3 separate regions of the Mus musculus genome follow, and regions 1 and 2 are each linked to region 3. A link is a loop called in an ENCODE intact Hi-C map of the cell type or tissue named here. Cell type or tissue: left cerebral cortex. All regions are shown on one strand. Links, peaks and the distances in the headings refer to the core of each region. The heading gives the core; the rest is flanking DNA. Region 1 overlaps Myo16 (myosin XVI). Region 2 overlaps Myo16 (myosin XVI). Region 3 overlaps Myo16 (myosin XVI).

Region 1 (8,151 bases), core at 3,152-8,151, 150 kb before region 3:
ATAAATCTGAATGATTTGTAGAAATTGACTAAGTAAATTTGTGTGTATGTTGGCAAGCACATGGTTAATTAAATTAAGACTAATAGAAAAGGCATCACTAGACAGGTGCACTGGCATGCATCTTCGATTCTTCCAGCACCTGGAGAAAAAGATAGGAACAGTTGAGGCCAGCCAGGTTCCCACAGTAAGTGTGTGTATGTGTGTGTGTGTACATGTGCATATGTTCACATATATGTTCACATATATGTTCACATATATATATGAACAAACAGACATGTATATTCTACAGTTCAATATATATCAGAGAAATATTACTACATTTCTATATGCAACTACTTCAAAATTTATCTTCTTTTAAGAAAATTTGTATTATTTTCAGTAAGTAGACTACTGTTGTTTTGGGGGTTTTTAGCTGTATTTTTTGTTTTGTTTTCTTTTTTCTTTTGTTTCTCAGAATGAGTGAAGAGACAGAGAACATCCAGTGGCGCTTTGCTTGCCCACATGGTACACACGCGCATGCGTGCACACACAGGCACCAACATACACTAATGCTACTCCTCTCTAACTCACTGTAGTATAAGCAAACGTGGGGTCAATTCAAACTTTAGTGAGAGGGACAGTGAGGTGTTCCTCTTGGTTCATTCTAACACACATGCTACAGTGATTTCCAAGTTTGTTTTGATATTTAAGTGTGTGTGGGGGGGAGGCCTTACAAGTGTTTTGCCTAGATACTAGAGAAGATGCAAAGCATTTCATTTCCATTAGAGGAGAAAGACTCGAGAGGCATGTGGATGATCAGATGTCCAGAATGAACAAAACTAACATATAGCAAGTACCTGGGGCTCCCATGTCCTCACCAAAGCAAATATAACATGTGTTGCTTCTTAAGGAGCAACCATGAGCCTTGACTAAAGCCGTGATTGCAGGCAAGCTTGGGACCTCACCCAACCAGAAGCTTTTGATGCTGGTGATAGGAAGGTTGAACATGCATTTCCCAGATATGTTGGTAATGGTGGTGTTCAACAGGTTTGTCGCATGTCTTTATCAATGAGTGAAGCCACAGTCTGTTTCTGGACTTGTGACAAGATGTGCCTGTCCCAGAGTTTGGATTCGCAATCTGCCAGTTGTGTGCAGTTCATATCTTCATTTGGTGGTGATAGTGGTGTAGCCTGCTGAATTAGAGGTTTTTCCTGTTCCTTAGACAAAAGAAACTTAAGAGAGGAAGGGATGCCTGAGCTTGGGGATAAGAGGCTGTAATCCATCATGGTGGGAAGGGCCTGGTGACAACGCTGACTAGCTGTGTCAGTAGAGGCCTGAGAAAGTTGCATTGACATCAAGCAGCAGAGAATGGAATGCTGGTCTTCAGTTTGCCTCCTTTTTCCTTTCATTCCACACGATGGTGACATTGCCACTCAAAGTGGGTCTTCCCTCCTCAGTTAAACTACTCTCTGGAAATGCCTTTATAGAGATGTGGAGCTGTGTCTTCTAGGTTTATCTACACCATGCCAAGATGACCATCACACTGACTAAGCACACAGGTTATCACTATTGAGGGCCTCAGTCTTTAATTCCATCATTGAGTATTATGTGAAAATCCATACACTATTAGATTTGGAATTATCTATCAAAAGGCTGGAAAACTGGATCTCATCTTGTGGGCGTGTGCCTTGGGTTGTACATAGAACTGTAATGGCGTGTCTGGATTGTACGTAGAACTTAATGGCAGGTCTGAGCTGGGACGGAGTGAGTACTGCTCCTGAGCAGTGTATATTGTTGAGTGCTTGTCAGACTTTTGCTTAAGTTGGGGGAATAATCTAGCTTACTTGAAAATTGTCTGGTGTGCAATAATGATTACATTTAAAAGAAAAAAAAAACCAGAACGTGTTTGTATAAGAAATTGTGTGAACAGCGAGCATGTTTGATGCATAACAAATGAATAGTGCTTTCTCAAATATTCTTGATATCTTCACTGACAACGATAGGGTGTCGTAAAGATGCTGCAGAATAATAAAATAACTGCTTTATTAGTTGTAAAGTTTCCTGGCAATGGAAAACAACTCCTCCTTCCAAATGCATGTATTTAATGTTGTGCTTAATGACCAATTCCACGGCGTAAATGAGTTTCTAGGAAATGTATCCATTCCAGTCTCAGCTCTGCCTTACCGCTATCATCAAATCTGATACTGTCCCTAAAATATGTGATTCAAAGAGCTATGATGTGGTCTGTGTAATCCCTACCAGAGCTGGATTTCATAGGAAAGATATATTTCCAGAAATGTAATAAAATTTAAATCATCCTTTGTTCCATTTTATGAAAGTTAATGGAGTCCAATCTATTTTCCCACCATAGTCACACTTGAATAAGGAACTAGTGCTTGTTTGGTAGTGATAGGAAAATAAAAATATATCTCTTTTTGGCTGTGCATGTTCCCATAGGTTTATAAAATGAGCATAAAGTTTAAAAGTCAAATATAAGAACCCCCCCCCCGCCCGCCCCAGAGTGTGTGAAAGTGAAATGTACACACAGCTCGAACACAGGTCATGCTCAGTTCATGTACATGTCATGTATGAAGGAGAGTGAACATCTTCACACTGTGTGTATTCATCTCTGTTTCCTCATAGTGGCTGTGTTGCTCCTCCACACAGTTTCCGGGCCCTTCCCTCCCTTGTGCTGTTTCCCAGGCACTGTGATGCATTAGATTTCTGTGAATCTGCATTTCACCAGTGAGCACCTTGGGGGCAGGGACACACTTTGATAGATCACCAGGGACTAGTCAGTCATCAACTTTCAGTAACGTCTTCTTGGACTTATCCTATTCATTTTAAGGAGTGAACCATGTACTGTAGAACTAGGGGTCATAGATGCAGGCTGATTGTGTGCATTCAGAGGCTTGAAAATACAGACACTAGAAATTCATGTACAGGGAGGGACGCAGCCCATTGTCTACCCGTCACTGTGTTAAAATGGGAGGTGGGCTGTCTGAGTGGCAGAATGCTCCCTGAAGAGATAGGACACTGGTCCAGTGAGTGCAGAATCACTGTGAATATGGAGACTTGCACTGACTTCAAGGAAGGAGCCTTGCACTTGACGGTCAATAAGAGGTATGCACAATTGTCTACTGACTTACTGGAACATTGAAAATAACCCAAAGAATGTTGTAAAATAAGCTAAGCTACCCTTAACTATAAATAGTGCATTTACGACCTTTTAAAGACATATTTTTATTCCTGAAAAATCACCTAACCTGTTACAGGTCATGGGTGATAAGAGTGCTATAATTATTATTTTGTTGTTGTTGTTGTTGTTGTTGTTGTTGTTGTTGTTGTTGTTGTTGTTGTTTTTGAGACAGGGTTTCTTTGTATGGCCCTGGCTGTCCTGGAACTCACTTTATAGACCAGGCTGGCCTCGAACTCAGAAATCTGCCTACTCTGCCTCTGCCTCCTGGTGAGTTCCAGGACAGCCAGGGCCATACAGAGAAACCCTGTCTCAAAAACAACAACAACAACAACAACAACAACAAAACAACAACAACAACAAAAAACCAACCAAACAAAAAAAGAGCTGGGCGTGGTGGTGCACGCCTTTAATCCCAGCACTCCAGAGTGCTATAATTATTGAATGGATGGATAATGAAGAAACCATTTTTTAAGAGAAAGTCTCCTTCCTAATCCTTATGGCAGTTAAAGTGTGGACAGGGTCATTTGATGCGTAGTAAAATATCTTCCTTCTTGTTAATTCTAGTACTCACTTCAAACACCAAAAATCCAACCAATGGTTTTACATCTTATTTCTAAACTAGATAGCAGGGGTTAGGGACTTCACTTTCTACCTATAAATGGGAGGTACAATTCTGTCTAAAATGGAACTCTGGAAAGCGGTAGAATCTGAATTTGAACTTTGATGGGGGAAATGTGACAGAGTGTGTTGGGACCCTGTGCTTTGAAGTGCATCCATGACCCTCGCTATGCAGATTTGGCTCTTGTAATCTTACTTAATAAAGACTCCAGACTCACTAAGTTGTATTTATTAGGGGACCCAGGATTTATGCTCCACCACAGAATGGTGTGACCCTGTACTACTTAATCCACTTTGCATTCTCAATGCCTTCAAATCTGAAACAGAATTTGGCTACACTTTCAAAGAAGATTATCATAAAAATATACTACCTTGCCGCCACCGGGTCTTTACTGTAGGTTGCAGAGTCCCTAGCTAGGTGATCATTACCTCTTTCCTCCATAGTGCCTTCCAATTGAGGTGCTAGTCAGTCGAGGTGAAGCTTCCAGATGAGTGCCAGGTCGGTCTCTCCATGTTCTATGACATAAGTAGGTGCTATCTTCAGCCATAGGCTCTCACCTTCAGCTTGTGGAGGGCGACCCATAATGTTGACGATACCCTGTAATGGCATTGATCAAAGGAAACTGTTGACCAATGACCAATGATACTGATATCCAGCCAGAGTATTGTCCCAAAGATTATACAGTAACTCAAATTAAACTGGGAGAGGGAAAGTCAGTTTTCATTAGGGTGTAACACTGAGTATATCAACCATACTCCAGGGCAGACCAGATATTAAAGGTAGTTAACCAACACAAATTGGACTCTAGTTCTTTCTTTCTTTCTTTTCTCTCTCTTTTTTTTTAAGAAAGGGCATAAAGTTGAGCAGGTGGGGAGTTGGGGGAAGGAGAAAAATACAATGAAAATATGCTGCATGAAATTGTAAAAGAATAAATAAAAAATATTGTTAAAAATAAAAATGCATTAACTTAAAAAGTAACTACTTGCTCCTCCTCATTTGCAAGTGACTTACATATGACTCTTTCCGGCTAACTAGCTATTAAAATTTGATATTTATCTCCATTGAAATAGAGTCTGGGAGACCATGTGTTTCGTTCTGATTGCAACCCAGGCAAACTTTATTCTCTGGCTTAGGTTGTGCAGTTTAATTCATTGCAATTTGCAGAGGTAGCAAAATCCTAAATTTTAGAGCTGTGCAAATCAACACATTTCTGTGGGTAATTTAAATTTTGCATTCTGCATAGATAACCAAAAAGATCCCTTGTGAGAATGCTTCCTGGCTAGAGGCAGATCAAAGCGCCCTCGTCTTAAGAGGGGGCTATTTTCAGCTCCTGCTGTCCATTTAGTATTCCCGAACAGCAACTGGTGGCAACTAAAAATAAGGAGCTTGGCCACCAGCTAAGAATTCAGTCCTACGGGCAGTGCTCCGGGAGTACCGGCGAGATCCTGGATGCCTTGTGCAGCATCACCCTCCTGCCCACTCATCAGTGTAGTCTTCTGCATTTTGAAAGCTATTGAGAAGCCATTAGCAGGCAGGACCGGGAGGGAGAGCCGCACTGCAGCACACCTCCACGCTAGTGGCAGGCTGTAGCCGCACGCACGTGAGTGCCAATTAGAGCGACCCTTCCCAGGACTGTGGCGCTGGAATGTGTCAATCAAGGGCGCTGGGCTAGCACGTGCAGCGCAGTGGCTCAGACCCACCCTGGGGGCTGCTCTGAACTCCAGCTGCTGAATGAAAATGAGCTGCTGCTCTTTGCAAGATCATGAAGGGGAGCCTCTGTTCAGTAGTGCATTCTGAGGTACACCGTTACCTGAGCGGGGACCCTAAATTATGCATTTTCTGGAGACAACAGTCATAGCTGAAGAGAATGCTGGGACCCACGGCAGGATCCGAGCCTGAGAAGGGACAATGTCTCAGTATCATTTTATCAAGTACTGTAAGTAGGCTCTCTGACCTGTGTGTGTGTGTCTCTTTTAAAGTGTTACTTTAAACATATGCCAGAATTAAGGCATATCTGTGGTGTGTGGCATCCAGACAGTTAAAATGCATTGGTAACTGTGAAGGGCAATTGACAGGCATGATCCATTTCATGTCAGATTCTGAAATAATTCTCTTTTTATCTAAATGCTGTAGTGTGAAAAATCTTTAAAATGCTGTTTTTTTTTTTTTTTTAAACACGGGATACCAGAAATCGAGAAAGAAAAGAAATTAATACACAAAAGTTGTTTAAGGATTTCTACACTATTGAGGTATTTGGGTGATGTTTGTACAACTTCCTTGGCTGAGGCTGGATTTCATGATAGATCTCACTCACTCACTCTAGAGTTTCACTGCTGCGGTATCATTCCGGGTTTTCCTTCCCAGTCTTTCTAGGTTGCCCTTGGCTGGGAACTTTTGTCCTTGTGCCGTTCACCTTGCAGAGACTCTGCACCCACGCTCTGCACCGGTGCTCAGATGGTGCAGACTAGTCAGCTAGCAGCTCTTCCCGTGGCTTTCCTTAATACTGGGATTGCAGCAGGGTGCTCCCAGCTAGACACTACTTGCACCTAAACCTTCTTTGATAGTGACAAGGACTGAGAGGACATATTGATAGCAAAACTGGCTTGTTGGATAGAATTTTCTTCTCTGAGAGCTCTTTTGGAAACTTCTGCACATTAATATCATGATCTTTAAGGGATGGGTGGCATTGCTGCGGGGACAGATTTCTGGTAAGATTATGGTTTGCTAGCAAGGACACACCAATGTTAACCAAGCACCTTGTCGAAGGGATGCGGTTTAAATGGCTCTTGAATTTTGTCCTAAAGGAGACTGGAAAAAAATATGTTTGAGAAGAAAATAATTGTCTTGGTCTTATATTTTTGTTGGATAATAGACAAGAGAGGGATAGCCCGTGATTCTTAAAACAAAAATGCCTAGTTTAGAAGCCTTGTTTCCAGAGCCAAGAAAGATCACACTGATCAGCCTGGGTGTTTGGAAGTTAACTCTTTAACTGATGAACATTGTGTGACTGCAGTATGTATTCAAAACGTGGAGTTTTCTTCGGCTTAACCCCCTAAAGTCTCAATGTGACTGACCCGGTAACACACATCGTGCAACAACCTGGCTGGGTTTCAGACAGCCACTCACGTTGTACTGCACTGGTAGGGTGCTGTCATGCTCCTGTCTGGCTTTCCCAGAGGGAATTCCCCAAACCCTCTGCATCATTTCAGAGAGCCTGGCTCAGTCCTGAAGATGATCACGCCTCCTCTGGGGGGTGTAGCCATGGAAGGTGGGCAGGAGCTCAGTGGGTTGTGGTACTTAAGACCTGGTGTGGCCAGACATTATGTGAGGCTAACTCCTCCTGCCTCCTCTCACCTCTGTTAAGTGTATGATTAACTAGAAGCTCAGACCCTAGATAGAGGCAGTGGGTACATGGAACGGAATACTTCAGGCAAGTCTTACCATTGGTCACCGTAAGAGATGAAAGCAGAGTTAATAAATTTAATGAATTAATAATGGTCGTTAATGAAAATGTTTCAAATGCTTAGGGAAAGCATTCCCAATGAGTTCACCAAAGCAATTAGGAAGTGCTTACTTGTGATTCACCCATTTCCCGAGCTATTAATGGTAAAATGGGACTGCCCTCCAGTTCCAGCCTCTGCTGTGGACTTTAGAAGTTAGGTTTCCCGGTGGCTGAAGCCACCAAGGGATGTCTCCTGTCAAAGATTTGTGGGGTGTAGAGGCTTTGAAATGACTAGAATACGGAGAGTGGTGAGGCGGCTTTATTGATGTGACCACAGTTCATTGTGTGGGTGTTACACCTGATGCCTCCACACTGACATACCCCTCACCCTCCTCTAAGGCGTCCTTTGCATTCAGTCCCAACTGTGTTCACCTTCAAAGCCAAGCTGTGGTGCAAGAAGTGAGCAGACTCCTGGGCAGAAGCAAGAAGTTTTGGCTGCCTTACCTCAGCATGTCACATGGGCTCCATGAGACTGAGGAAGCCATTGGGCAGAGGGTTGGATGGCCAGTCATTCGTGCTCAAGGAGACCCCTCAGTCACCCAGGGGAGTATTCAGTTTAATGATAAATCATGCAGTCTGAAGGGTCTCTCTTCAATCTAAAGGTAGGTTGAGTACTATTTTCAGAAATTGTTATTATTTTTTTTAATGCTGCACTTAGTGAACAAGAGAGAGCCTAGTGGTTAAAGTGTTTATCACTCTTACAGAGATCCCATATTGTCCCCTATGTTGAGAGGCTTACACCAGCCTATGCCTTCACCTCCAGGGCTTCTGACATCCTCTTCTGGCCTCTGCAGGCACCCACACTCATTTGCACACACCCACACATAGACAGACATGCAAACACATAATTAA
Region 2 (8,688 bases), core at 2,037-7,036, 220 kb before region 3:
CTCCCTGCCCCTCTGCATCTGTCTACACACACACACACACACACACACACACACACACACTCACACACACACACTCACACACACACACACACACACACACTCACACACACACTCACACACACACACACTCACACACACACATACACACACACACACACACACACACACTCACACACACACATACACACACACACACACACACACACACACACACACACACACACCAACGCACACCCCGCTTCTGCCTCTTCCTCTTTTCCTCTCCACTCTGCTTCTGCCTCTTTCTCTTCTCCCTCTCTGGTCCCTTTATTGATGAGTCTTGTCTTCCATGTTAATCATATTTTCCAGTTCTTCTCTACAATTGTAAAATTGAATGCATACACACATGAGTTGCTCAAGTGTACCTCACATCTAAATCTAAACAACATGAAATGGGGGAAAGAGGCTAAGATATGAAACATGTAGAATGCACATTTCAGGGGAAGCGTCATATATAGCCAAGTCTAAGTACTGCTGTCAGAGTTCACAAATCTGTCTTAAGAATGGATGTTACAGAACAGGAGGACTCTCTAGAGTCCAGAATAAAAGTGCTGGGGAACCAGGGGTCTGGCTTCTGTTTGCCAGTCATTATATAAAAAACGAAAACACGAGGCACAAAGTTGTGTGCACACAGGGCTTCAGAGGAGGACTTCTGCACCTTCTGCATTACCCTCTGCCTTGTATCCTTGGGACAGGGTCTCCCGCTGAGCCAGGGACAAGCAGTTTAGCCCCATGAGCTCCTGTCATCCACCTGACTCTCCCTCCCAGTGCTTGTCCCTAACTAAATACTCATGAGAGATGAATATAGTCACCCAAACAAGACATGAACAGTGACCGTGTTTGACATGCCAGTGCAAATGAGGGAACTCTCATAAGGCTTCAGCCCTACCTAGATGAGGGGCCACTGGCTATCACTGGCTGCCCAGAGGGAGAATGTCTTCTTCAGGGATGCTCCTTAGAGGTGACTTGATCTCAAGTGGTCAGTGTCTAAACACATGTACATACATGTAAGCAGACTCAGTAGGTTATACATACCTACATATATATCATATTAGTCATACACATATGTTCAACAGTGAAGAACAGGCTATGCACTTGAGACAGGGAACACAGGGAAAAATTAATGGAGAAGGGGGAGGCATAGAAATGATGTCAATGCAGTATTCATGTAGAAAACCTTCATAAAGCACGTAAAAATAGTTTCCAGGATTGACTCTCTGGATTGGCCTTGTTGTAGCCTGCTTTTGGTCCACTTCTGCTTTTGTGTGTGGCCTGACCAAGTCACTTCCTACTGTGTGATGGTCTGGTGTCTGGAGGTCAGTGTGTCTGAGCTGCTTCAGCCGTGGTGAGAGTCAAATGATGCATGTGATGTATTGACACCTGTCACAGGTTTCCAGGTACGCATGAGTGGCAATCACCCTCTCACTGTGGGTCACTTTACATGAAAGAAATCTCATTTAAATTCCAGGACAAAATGTAAAGGAATCGTGCCCTTCCTTATTTGGATTTTAGAGATTATTTTTGAGGTCTCCATTGTGAACCTGGAGTTTCTTATATTTTAAGAACTTGTCAGAAAAACTTCTCATTTGGAGGAAGAAGTAGATTTTTGGAATTAGAAAATTAGGGCATATTGATCCCAATTGGTATTTGTCAGAGAGAAAATTAGCTAGTAAAATCCATTGACAATCTGAAACGTTTTCACAATTCATTTAACAGTGATGGAGATTTAAGTTCTCGTCTGTCTTGGGTATATTTAAATCAATAAACGTTTAGCTCTCTGCAGTACGGTTACATACAATTTGAAAGCATAGAAGGGAAATTGCCTCCCATTCATGGAGGAGAAAGCCTGCATTCACTCTCAGGGACAAGGCTGTGGCAGTGGTGGTTTGGGACCACCTACCTGTGTTTCTCTTTCCCAGTGGTTTTCTGACTCTCTGCCCTCTGCTGTCAGCCAGTTGGGAGTCCACCTTGGTTACATTTTCGATGTAACACATAGATTTTTCTGTATTTTCTTCCTCCACCCTCCCTCTCTGCTCTACTCTTCTTTCTCTCTCTCTCTCTCTCTCTCTCTCTCTCTCTCTCTCTCTCTCTCTCTCTCTCTTGATCCCAATTCCTTATTTGGCTTCCTGTTTTCTACTTTAATCCTTCCTGTCAAAAGTATCCAGAGAGCTATCACGCTGAGAGATAGTCATGTGTTGATTGGTCCTCCATATCTCAGTCTAACTGGGAAGGAACAGATTCCTTCCCAGTGAAACAAACAGTAAGGCAGTTGGGGTCCAGCCGATGGGTGAGCATCTGCTCTGGGAAGTGCAGAGGACAGGACATCAATGTCAGAGACACAGAAGGGAGACTTTTGAGACCAGAACAGGGAGGTGGTTTCTGAGAGACACCGAAAGGAAGGACATAGCTCATTTGTATGGCTGCTACATAGAGATTCTATAAGACTTAGTACTTTATTGACGTTTCTTTTTGTAAATTTATGTTGGGAGACAAGCAGAGCAAATGATTGGAACTTTTAAATTGGATTTCAACTTCTTTTAATTATCTACCAATTTCTATTTGCAACACAGTTATCTGCTACACAAGTCTTCTTTCTTGATCCCTTTGGCTGCAGACATAAATGCCTGTAATACAAACATCTTAGGTGTCTGCTTGCTACTTAATACTTAACCCCCTCACCTTCTGTGCAGCTGGCAAGAATACAGTAGCACTCACACTGAAAACTGCCTTCTGTGTGCCTGACAATACGCCCTTGGACCTGGCATGTGGAACCTAAGTCATTTTCCTTATAAATGTAATTATAGTTAATGATCTGTTTTGTAAATACAATGGCTTTTCCTTTCTCTGGGCTGAATTTAAATGTGAAAATAATTAGGAAAATAAGTGTGAACTTTGCACATCTCGGAGATGTTCCTATTATTATGCATATTTTATACTTTGTTCTAAATTTGCATTTATTTCCTTACAAAAGGTCTCAGATTTACTTAGATGTGTGTAAACATTCACTAAAGACACAGGAATCTTTTTACTTTGCATTTTCTTGATCTTTCTTCTCATTAGATGTTTCTAGTGTAATAGATAGTTATTAATTATTTTCCAAATATAAAAGCAAATTGAAGTGAAGCGATAAGACCTAAGCACAGTCAGTATTTTAACAATGTCCTGATATTCTGGAATGGGCAACCATTTTCTTTTTTCTTGGAGATAGGGTCTCACTATGTAACTCTGGCTGTCCTGGAACTCACTGTGTAGACCAGGCTGGCCTCAAACTCACAGAGATCACCTGCCTTTCAAATGCTGGCATTAAAGGCGTGCACCATCATGCCTAGTTAGAATGGGGAGATTTGGACTGGTGAGATGGCTCAGCGGGTAAGAGCACCGACTGCTCTTCCAAAGGTCATGAGTTCAAATCCCAGCAACCATATGGTGGATCACAACCATCCCTAACAAGATCTGACTCCCTTTTCTGGAGTGTCTGAAGACAGCTACAGTGTAGGTACATATAATAATAAATAAATCTTTTAAAAAAAAAAAGAATGGGGAGATTTTTAAGAGGCTGTGATGCAGGCCAGGACTGGCTGAGCATGCTGTATGTCCCCAAGTCCCTCCCTTTTCAGAAAGCACAGACTCCTGTGATTGATGTTACAACATCCTACATGAACGCTCCAACATGTCTGCTCATTCTCACTTCCTAAATTAATGAAGAAGTGATCATGTAATGATAATGTCGGTATCTGCTTCCTGCCCATATATGGATTTTAAAGTGTAGTTTAGAAAAGCCTCCAGTTTGCAAATGGCATAATTCCCAGAGATGCCAGAGTCTAGGTTTTGTGACTCTGCGCATTTCCTTGGGACACTGTGACAGAGCTCCATAGCCTGAGAGACTTCAACAAGCCACATGTGTGATGTCACATCTCTGGGTGTTACTGCCAAACTGAAGGTGTGGGCACTCTTGGCTTCTACTGCATGGAGTAGTGACAAGAATCCGTCTAGCCATGTTCCAGTGGCAGTTCCACTGGCAGATGGATTCTTGTCACTGGACTCCATTCTTGTCTTCTGGACTCCAGCTATGTCCCAGTGCCTGCCCTACAGCTTTTGGGCAGCTTCTTGTCCAAATCATTGCTTCTGGGCATGTCAGTCAGTCAGGGAATATACATGCACATGCATGAGTCACTGTCCTCTGACTGGGATTTCTGGATCTCACCAGGAGCCAGGAACCCATGTTGTGGTGGCTTTCCTGCTCAGCTGGTTCTAGACTCTTGAAACAAGCCCTCAAATCCAGTTATGCCAACTATACTGTCTTGGACATCACCAAAATTTTTAGCAAGCAAAAATCACAGGAAACAAGCCTTTGAAGGCGACATATTGTGCAACCTTGTCTTCATCCTGGGTGGGCTTGAGGGACACCTATGGAGCACACAGCTGTGGAGCTGGGTCATGTGCACATCAGATGATTAACTTAGTAAGGAGGTTTTAAGGATAATCCTAAAAACAAAGCCTGGGTACTTAGGACTCTTTGATCAAATGCATTGTACCTAAACTTACGTTATTGAGAAATTTAATTACGTTACTCTTCCACACACTTTCTGGGTGTCTTGCCTGAGCAAACAATACCATTTCTTTTCATAAGCCTGGCAACACATGAGGCCCCACGTCTCTCCACACTGGAGCTCCAAGAGGGGGCTGGGGAGGGGGCTGCAGAGGCCAGCTGGTGAGTGCAGAATTAATTACAGATCGCTGCTCTCAAAAGTGCAGACATGGGTGACCACCCTCCTCCGATGGCAGTGGCAGCTGTCCCTGCCCTTTTAGGTTTCTAGTCACAGGGCAGACACTTCTTCCTTTTCTTTGGGAGCATATGTCGCGAGCTTTGGGATTTGGATCCCAGAAGCTCAGATGCTGAGTCTGTAGAAAACTGCTGTTGTCTGAAGGACCCATCGCAGGATTTGTTAATTCACCAAATTTGACATTTATTTATTTATTCATGTAAATAAGTACGTTTCAAAAAAGCAGCTAGCTTAAGGTATGCCCCATGTGACTTAAAGCAGGAAGCTTCCAGAGAGAATGTGATTGATGCTTCCTATTCGTATTGGATTTGAGGTGGGGAGAGAGGGCAAGATTCAGATGCAGCCAGAGGACTGCTGTGTTCAGGGTAGCAGTTTTTATGAAGTTGGAAAAGTGGATTTGATAACTTGGCAATAAGATTGGCATGCTAGTCACCTCAAAATACAACTCACATATTAATACTCTCGTAATATAGTTTGCATATTAGTTCCAGTTTCTCACTCCACCTACAGTGCTTGAACTTTGGTGAAAGCATCTCATTAATGGATGTGCTGGATAAGCTGTGGATATTCTGTTTTATTTCTGCCTCTAGTGGTCACTAAGCCCCAGAGTCTGCTGTCAACTCCCCCTCTAGCATCTTTCTTCCATCCCCAGGAGAAGCTGAGAAATGCCAGAGTCTGAGCTCTGAAGCTGATGAACCTCGGGCCTTGAATCTTACTTTCAGCAAACACTGTTCTTGTCTGCTTGCTGACAAATAAGGTCAAGTTGTTGAATTTGGATGAAATCACAAACCCCTGTGAGGCCACAGATGGCGAGATAATTACCAAGAGACTGGTGCCTGCAACCCCACTGCCTTTGACAAAGTGGCTCATGGCTTTCAGCAAGCAACACAGCTTTCCAAGACAAACTTCTGCAAAAGTAGCTTTGCACAGTTAGCATGTGCAAACAAGGACTTGGAACTATGTCACTAAAAACCCTCCTGGACTTAAAGAAAAACACTGTTTTCAGCCTTAGCAAACCGGGCGTTTCACAAGGTATTCAAGTTTAATTGATAAGACACAGGTCAAGTTTAGAGTCAGCTTCATTGTGGTAACATTTCCCCAGTACCTGTGTCCCAGCTTTCTTTTGTTCAGAGTGCATTGTGTTGGGTAAGCACACACTTTGTTCCTCAGGTACCCTGATCTCTAGCTTGCAGGTGTTTGCTTAATCAATCACAGAAATCCGTGCTTATAATTCCCTATAGATCCCCCTTTTAGGAACCGTTTCACCTGTATCATTGCAAGCATTCCCAGCAGTTTGGGTGTCTGCATTGATCTGTAGTGAGTGGCTGAGTAGCCACTGCATGGGAAGTGGCTTTGCTAGCCTTCCTGGGCCTACAGTGCATACATGCCCAAGCCATTTCTGTGAAAGCAAGCTCTTGCCTGTCAGGGGTGTAGGCACCGAAGCAGCACTAACATGCCTGCCTTCTTTAGAAGATATTCTTAGCTTTCTCCTTGGCTTTCCAGCGCTCTATCTTGGCAGGTGTGCCAAGGACAGAACATCACTTGCTGCGACCTCTATGATGCCCTGGCAGCATGTGTCTTTGGTGTGACTCCCTCCTGGCAGTTGACTTTCTGGCCTGTTATTCCATTATATTGAACACATGGGAAATCGGTACCTGCAGGCTACCCATGAGTCCACTGTCACAACAGGCTCACACAGAAGTAAAGTTTAACACTTATGTGAAACCAACACTCAGTGGACTGGGGTGGGATGTGCACTTGTTATTCAGAGAGATCTCTGATGATGCAGGGTTTTATCCTAACTGAAAGCACTGTAACAGGGATGAGGATACACACACACACACACACACACACACACACACACACACCAGGGAACAGACTCTGCACTCACCAGATGGCACAACCTGGGGCTATTTATGGAGATCTGAGGACAGAATTTGGAACAACAAACAGATACAATGCCAAGAAAAAGTCAAGACACTAGGACGGTGAGGAAGTGAGATGTTTAGCTAGCCTGAAACAAATGTGGCAGGGCTGAAGTGTGCGCCCCTGTGTTAACTAGGAAATGCACAGTCCTTGATGATAATGCTCTGTGGCTGGCAGTGTCCTCTCCTTCCCTTGCCCTCTCTCTATTCCCTTCAACTACATTCCACTTCTTTGCCCTTCTTACATCATTCTTTTTAGCACACACATCTTGTGTGTGTGCACACGTGCAAGCATACATGCGCGTTTGCATGTGCTCATGCGTGTTTGTGAGCCTGTGTGGGGATACCCAAGGTTGGTATCCATTGCTCTCCACTTTAGTTACTGAGGTGGACTCTCTCCCTGCACCCAGAGTTCACCGATTCTATGTAGTCTAGCGAGTCAGCATCACCCAGGGATCCCCATCTTGACCTCCTGGATGTTAGGATTTCAGTGGCTTCCACACTTCCTTGATTTTTTTAAAGATCTTTAAATTTTTGTATTATGTATGTGTGGGTGGGTGTGTGCAAACTAGTGCTGGTGTCCATGGAGGTCAGAGGCTCTGTAGGTGATTGTTAGCCACCCAACCTGAGCGAAGAAACCGGAGTGTGGGGCACTGTGGGAGAAGCGAGAATTCTAACCATCGAACCATTTCACCAACACAGTCTGCCTGTATTTACAGGAATGTTGTGTGGCAAGTACTTTTGTCTGCCTGTGCCACTCTCAGAGTTAACCTTCCAGGCAGGGTCAGAAGTTGTAAGTCAGGCAGCAGCCTCCCTCCCCTGTAAGCTCCTCCCATTCTTTTGTAGTCACCAAATTATTCAGAACACTTGCTCCAGGAAACCCTTCTGTTCTGACCCATTCCAACTTCAAATAATCCCCTGGCTCTAAATACTGAGCCCTTTCGCCAAGCTCTCCTAATCCTCAGCTGTCAAATTGCTGCCCTTAATATGTCTCACAGGTAGGTTTGCTCTGGTCTCTGATGATCCCTGGTTTGAGGTCACTAGATTAATGGGGTGTGCAGGGAGAAAGGTGGGGTGGACACAGGTTCTTTAGGTTCCAACCCCCAAGAGGAGCATGCAAGCCCCGCCCCGTTGACTCAGTTTGCATAGCTCACACATTTCCATTTGAAGCCTGTTTTGTAGTAAGCTAAAGTGTTCCTGTTTGGAAGCACAGGGCATCCAGTAAGGAAGGGACACCATCTCTGCGTAGTCGTGGACTTGTGCCCCCTCCCTCATTAAAACAGTAGGGAATCGAATCGTCTCTTTGTTCACCAGAGGTCACAGTGTTTACTGTGAAAGCTGATGGGGTGTGGATGGGCTTGGGGTGGGATGCACAAGGGTTGTTTTAGGGGTTTAGGGGCTTGTGTAGGGTATCCTTGGGGTCTCCCTATGAGCCTATCACTTGTGGATTGTGTAACTGGATGAGGAGAGTAAGTTAGCATAGATTCCTTTTTTTTAAGTCTCATTTTGAATAATGTTCTTTAATAATTAATGCTGATTTGATTAACCACCAAGGCTCACATATATAATTCAGAGGGAATAGTAAGAGCCTGGTCTCACTTTCCTTTGTTCAGGTGACCTGGTCTTTGATAACTTCAGTCAATGGATGTCCCTCGACTCCATGTCACATGGGTGTCCTAAGGTCCACTCCTTCGGGTACAGAACAAGAGCCATCATTTGTTGAGAAATGTTTCTTTTCTTTCACTGGGTTTTTCTTTTTCCCACTGATTCCCTGCCATGCCCAAGGGATCAGAGCCTCTCTTCCCATTCCCTGCAACCCTCAAAGGAGCTCAGACCTCAGGCACCTGGGCACAGCCTGGGGCTATTGCAGCCCTGACCTTTTTAAGGCTTTCTTCCTCATGCAGAGGCCAGTAGCTGAGGAAGCATGGCCTCTCCCGTTC
Region 3 (5,000 bases), core at 1-5,000:
CTGCAGATCAGAACTTTCTGGAATCCCACTCAAATATTATTTCATCTCTGTGTCTCCTCTTAATCTCCAAACTGCATCACAGTGTGCTCTCTCCCCTGTAAAAACATGCATCTTGGGGTAAGGGGTTCTCCTTATGCTGTGGTTGACGTATGGCTCCTGTGCCAGACCCTGGACTTGAAGATAGAACCAGGCAGTTGTATTTGTATAAGGCCTGGTCTGTGATGCTGATGTTGAAGGCTATCTTCCTATCCACCACCCCACCACCACCACACCACAGTCTTTGAAGTTGACGGTCTTCACTATAACCTACACTATTCAGAGTCTTTCTCTGGATAATCAGAAATAACATCCGTGCTAAGGGTCATGCCAGTTCTGGACTTGCCACTGAGGTAGCTGACATCATATCTAAAAGACTGGCATGCAATCTAAACATAATTCCAGACGATTAATGCCTTTGGGTATCTTCTATGGACTGTTGGGCATGTGAACTTTTTACTACGAATCTGCAAAGAGATTGGAACACTGGAAACCCATATTGGAATGTACTTTGTTGGACCTTTCAGCCAGAGAATGACGTTGCTGGGGCTATCCTTGACCTTCTGATTCTCTGTCCTCCCTCTCATACATGCTGGTCCTCCCTCTCACACATGCTGGTCCTCCCTCTCACACATGCTGGGACTCAGGCATGTTTGTACGGCAGTTTGGCACTTTAATTCAAGCCTATTGGAGCGAATGAGATTTGGAGTTTGTGTTTCCTATGTCTTTGTCTTTTTTCTTTTTTTCTCCAACCCCAAATCTCAGGAGATTACTGTTTTATAAGTGTCAGTCAGCTCAGCTGGGCAGTGGTGGCCCATACCTTTAATCCCAGCACTTGGGAGACAGAGGCAGGCAGATTTCTGAGTTCGAGGCCAGCCTCGTCTACAGAGTGAGTTCCAGGACAGCCAGGGCTACACAGAGAAACCCTGTCTCAAAAAACCAAAAAAATAAAAAAATAAAAAATATAAAAAGTGTCAGCTCATGGTCAAAAGGAGCTGAGCAAGCAGGAGCACTACCTTCCTGAGATAGAACGGACTGCTTAGGCGATGCCTCCACACTCTAATACCTGTGCTTGGCCTTTGGCCTCTCCTGGCTGTTCCCACCTCCACACCCTCTGCCCCGAAACCCACCTGGCCCATAAGACCCCTGCAGCTGTGTCCTTCTGGCTCCTCAGGCCCTATACTGATAAGGAGAGCTAGTGTTTGACGTCTCCCCAGTTCATCCCTTTTGTGTGATGTGGAGGAATCTAATCCAGAGCCTCACAAGTGCTAAGCAGGGGCTTCCCACCTGAGCTGTATCCTTCATCTCATTTCACCCTGCTGAGACAGGGGTCGGCTAAGTCCCTCAGGCCAGCCACAAACATGGACTCTTCCCACCTCAGCCTACCACCGTGCTTGGATGGCAGGCTCTGTCGAGGTCACTGGTGTGAACACCTGGCCAGGCTCACACTCGGCTTCTGCTTGTCTTGAGAATCCCATGACCCCCTTTGCAAGATAGAGTCAGGTACAACCTGCAGCTCTGCCACCCGCTTCGAGCCCCACCCCAACTGTAGCATCTCCCTTTTCCTTTAGGAAAGGTCTGGGTCTCCCTTGGTTTCCTGTCTGTTCTCTGTGCAGTAGACAGTTATGCCTGCTAGAGTGTGCTGCACTGTGTCACTTTCTGCATAAAGGAATGCATGGTCATTCAGAGGAAAGACTCAGTTTCTGGTTCCTTGTGTTTTGTTTTTGACCATCTGTACTACAGCTCTCCTGCTGGTCACCTTGAACTAAGATGGCCATGCCAGTGAGTGCACACCACCCCCTCTGCTCCCCTAAAATCTGCACACCAATGGCCTCGCTCATAAGGAACTTCTTTCCCATGGTGCTTTTTCGGTTTCGAGGTTGCTTTCCCTGTTTGTATGGTTTCCACAGTTCTCCTTATTTAGACTCTGGTGTCCATCTCCCTTATGGTACACACAAATGCATGCACATACATGAACACATATGCTCACCATGCATGCACAATAGCAGGTTCTTCTTAAAGACAGCATGTGTGAGAATGCCTCTGAGAGCAAACATACCTTTTTAGCACCAGAGAGAGAGGTTAATATGAATTTATCTGTGACAAACAGCTGAGTCTGAGACAGGCTATTAATATTTCATATGCTGCAGCTGACCTGGTTGTTTGACAGAATTCCTATTTCCTTTTCTGCATCTCATTTGTTCTGTGCTGTGCTCTGCCCATAGCCTCTGGGCCCTGCTCGGGTCCTCCCTGTGTATGCCATTCCCTGCCTGGATGGGGAATTCCCATGTAGCTTCCGCCTGAGTGTGAAACTCTCATTTGGATATTAGGTTGGTTAGGGAATTTCCATGCATCTGTCACAATGGGAAGGAGATGGCTTGCAGGTGATAAGGCATGAGCTTGCCAGAAAAATGCACTGATGAGAACATTGCATGTCTGGAATAAAGGTTGCCAACAGTACCAGAGAGAGCAGAACACACAGCACAGACCTCGGTGGCTGGCAGAGAAGCCACTCATCAGTATTTTCTACATAGAAGCTAACGGGACAAGGAAACAACCTGCAAAGTCAATGCAGAAAGCCCTGGCGTGTCTGGCTAGCCCAGAGAGTTCTAATGGTAGTGGTAGACAAGCCAGAGCAAAGAAATCCTGACAGCTTCAGGGTCCCTCATGACCCATCTCTCCACCTGCTGCCTCTGTAACCTTTTGCTCAGGTGAAGCAGGTCAGGTGGCAGGACTCCCTTAAGGAGCACTTCAGTGGGAGCACTTCAGCGGGAGGAGGTCAAGCAGGGTGCAGCCCTCAGTGCCAGCCTCTCTCTCTCTAAAGGCTCTCCCGTGATGGGCTGCCTGAGGTGTGCTTTACGATGCCCACTCACTACTTGAACGGTGCTTCTGGAAGAGAGCGTGTGCAGGCTGTTGAGAGAACAACTCATTAGAACAATGAGCCACAGGGATTCTGTTTCCACCGCTGAGAAAACCCTGGTCAGAGAGCTCTCTTCAACTCTCATGGTTTATACGCTGTCTCCTTTGATGGCTTTACTGTAATATTGAATCATGGTTTTGTAACTATATTTTTGCTTATTCCAGCATACATATTTCGGGAGAATCTCACATCCCATTAATAATTACCCCAATATAAAAATTTTCCCCTCATGGTGGGTTGTATATTTAGGGTGTCCACCATAGTGTTGAATAATTAATGGATGGTAGAACTGCATAGCGGAATGCTTGCTCTCATTAAGAAGATTAGCCTCACAGCCCCTGAAAGCAGTTACTCTTTAGTTTCTAGCATGATTACCTATGCTCTCTTAGCTGTTCCTGCATGCGGTGAGACGTTCGGTCGGATTTCTCCCACTATAACAGCAGGTCACTCTCACTCCCCATAGGTTTAAACCACTATTCTATGTTCAGTTTGGAGGACAAACATCTGCTGTTTCTCACAAACGCTTTCCGAATGAATCTTTGGTCAGATCAGTAATTACTTGAATTTTTCATCAGCTCATTTCAATAGGCAAGAATTTCCCCTTGTCACTGTGAGACCAGGTTTCCTCCTTAAAGCTGTTTGTTTTAGAGACTTAGTGGTAGATTGATTTATCATGGAAGCATAGAATTGCCATCTCTTCCTGATTGCTTTGTCAATTCCTCATTATGAAATGCTCCCTTTGGCCCCCCGCATGGCTGCCTAAGCTGCCTCCCCCCGGGGTTGATAAACTCTCAGCTTTTCGCCTACTGTTGTTTACATATAGATCTTGCTTTATTCTTTTACTTTCAAACTCCCTTGCTCTTTATAGTTTGTGACATTTTTTTCTCTAAAGTAGGTCTTTGTCTTTTAGCGGTAGTATTTGGAGCTCTAATGTTTGCTGTAATTACCGACATATGTAGACTTAATCTACATTTATAATCTCTATTCCGTTTATCCCCATGCCTTTATATCTCATTGCTTCAACTTTGTTAGTTGAGATGTTTTATTTTGAGCTTTACAAATCCTTTACATCTTTTTTCCCTATATAATGACATAAAATTAATTATTCCATTTTCTTCTTGCTATAGATTTGTTTATTTTACTTCTATATTGTTTACCCAGATTGATTATCACAAAATCCTTCTGCAGTAAATTCCTAGAATCTAACCAATTTCATTGCTTTGTTCATATAATTTGAACATGAATTTTACATTTATTAAGAATGCTTGAGTAAGCTTAAAAATATTACAATATGATTAATATACAGTTTTGTGATTGATACAATATACTTTTATTGCTTCACCATGTTTTCCATGATGGTTTCTAAGTTTCATAATTTTAGATGGTTCTATTTATGTGTTTCATGAACTATTTGCATCTTTTTGACAGACCTTTATCGGAGACATCTTTTTGCTTGTTAACCCATTCAAAGAACTCCCAATTTACTCCACTATGGTGAGTATAGTGCTCCAAATATCACATTGAAGTGGCATTCATGGGACATACACATTTGTATTTTGTGACATACAAACTAAAAGAACAACGATTAAAGCAAAATTTCTCTGACTCATTCTCACTTGAATTAGCCTGATGATTATGTTAATGTGTTCTGAGGCAACTTTGGGGATCAAACTTTTTTTTTAACCAAAGGTATCTTTTACATTTAAATATGTAACTCTCCTCTAATGGTGAAGACAGAATAAATTAAGTAATACAATATATTCCCATGCATCCCTGACTAGTTTGGTATCATTTGGTTTAAAGTTCATGGATGAATATTGACTGCTATTTAGTCCATAGATGGATATTGACTGGTGTTTAGATCATGAATGGATATTGATTGGAGTTTAGTTCATGGATAAATATTGATGGGTGTTTAGTTCATAGATAGAAATTAACTGGTACTTAGTTCACAGATATATATTGACTGGTGTTTTGTTCATGAATGGATATTCACTGGTGTTAACTTCACAGATGGATATTCACTGGTGTTTAGATCATGGAT

The links. Peaks named below come from ENCODE experiments on the same cell type or tissue, not always from the same donor. Only the 100,000 strongest peaks of a DNase experiment are listed, where the experiment ranks them.
Region 1: it touches region 3 in a loop (2.5-fold over the local background); 15 of 42 quality-filtered maps call a loop at or near these places.
Region 2: a loop joins it to region 3, with 2.5 times the contacts of the local background. A loop is called at or near these places in 3 of 42 quality-filtered maps.

The regions. Positions count from the first base shown.
Region 1 is chr8:10,243,991-10,252,141 of GRCm38, forward strand. All of the region lies in intron 1 of Myo16 (myosin XVI), which reads left to right. It overlaps Gm51560 (a long non-coding RNA gene), which reads right to left. Exons shown (of 3, transcript XR_003947503.1): 2 at 4,226-4,394; 3 at 1-139. Among named protein-coding and RNA genes, the nearest start is that of Gm51560, 4.9 kb to the right of the region's middle. In left cerebral cortex, for the core only: no CTCF peak of the experiment used is centred there; DNase peaks (open chromatin) are centred at 5,300, 6,309 and 6,916; H3K4me3 peaks cover 2,137 bases; H3K27ac peaks cover 950 bases.
Region 2 is chr8:10,168,771-10,177,458 of GRCm38, forward strand. All of the region lies in intron 1 of Myo16 (myosin XVI), which reads left to right. Among named protein-coding and RNA genes, the nearest start is that of Myo16, 19 kb to the left of the region's middle. In left cerebral cortex, for the core only: no CTCF peak of the experiment used is centred there; DNase peaks (open chromatin) are centred at 3,990, 4,184, 5,662 and 6,732.
Region 3 is chr8:10,392,467-10,397,466 of GRCm38, forward strand. Myo16 (myosin XVI) reads left to right here. Exons shown (of 35, transcript NM_001319151.1): 12 at 4,385-4,450. Among named protein-coding and RNA genes, the nearest start is that of Gm51561, 35 kb to the right of the region's middle. In left cerebral cortex, for the core only: no CTCF peak of the experiment used is centred there; no DNase peak of the experiment used is centred there.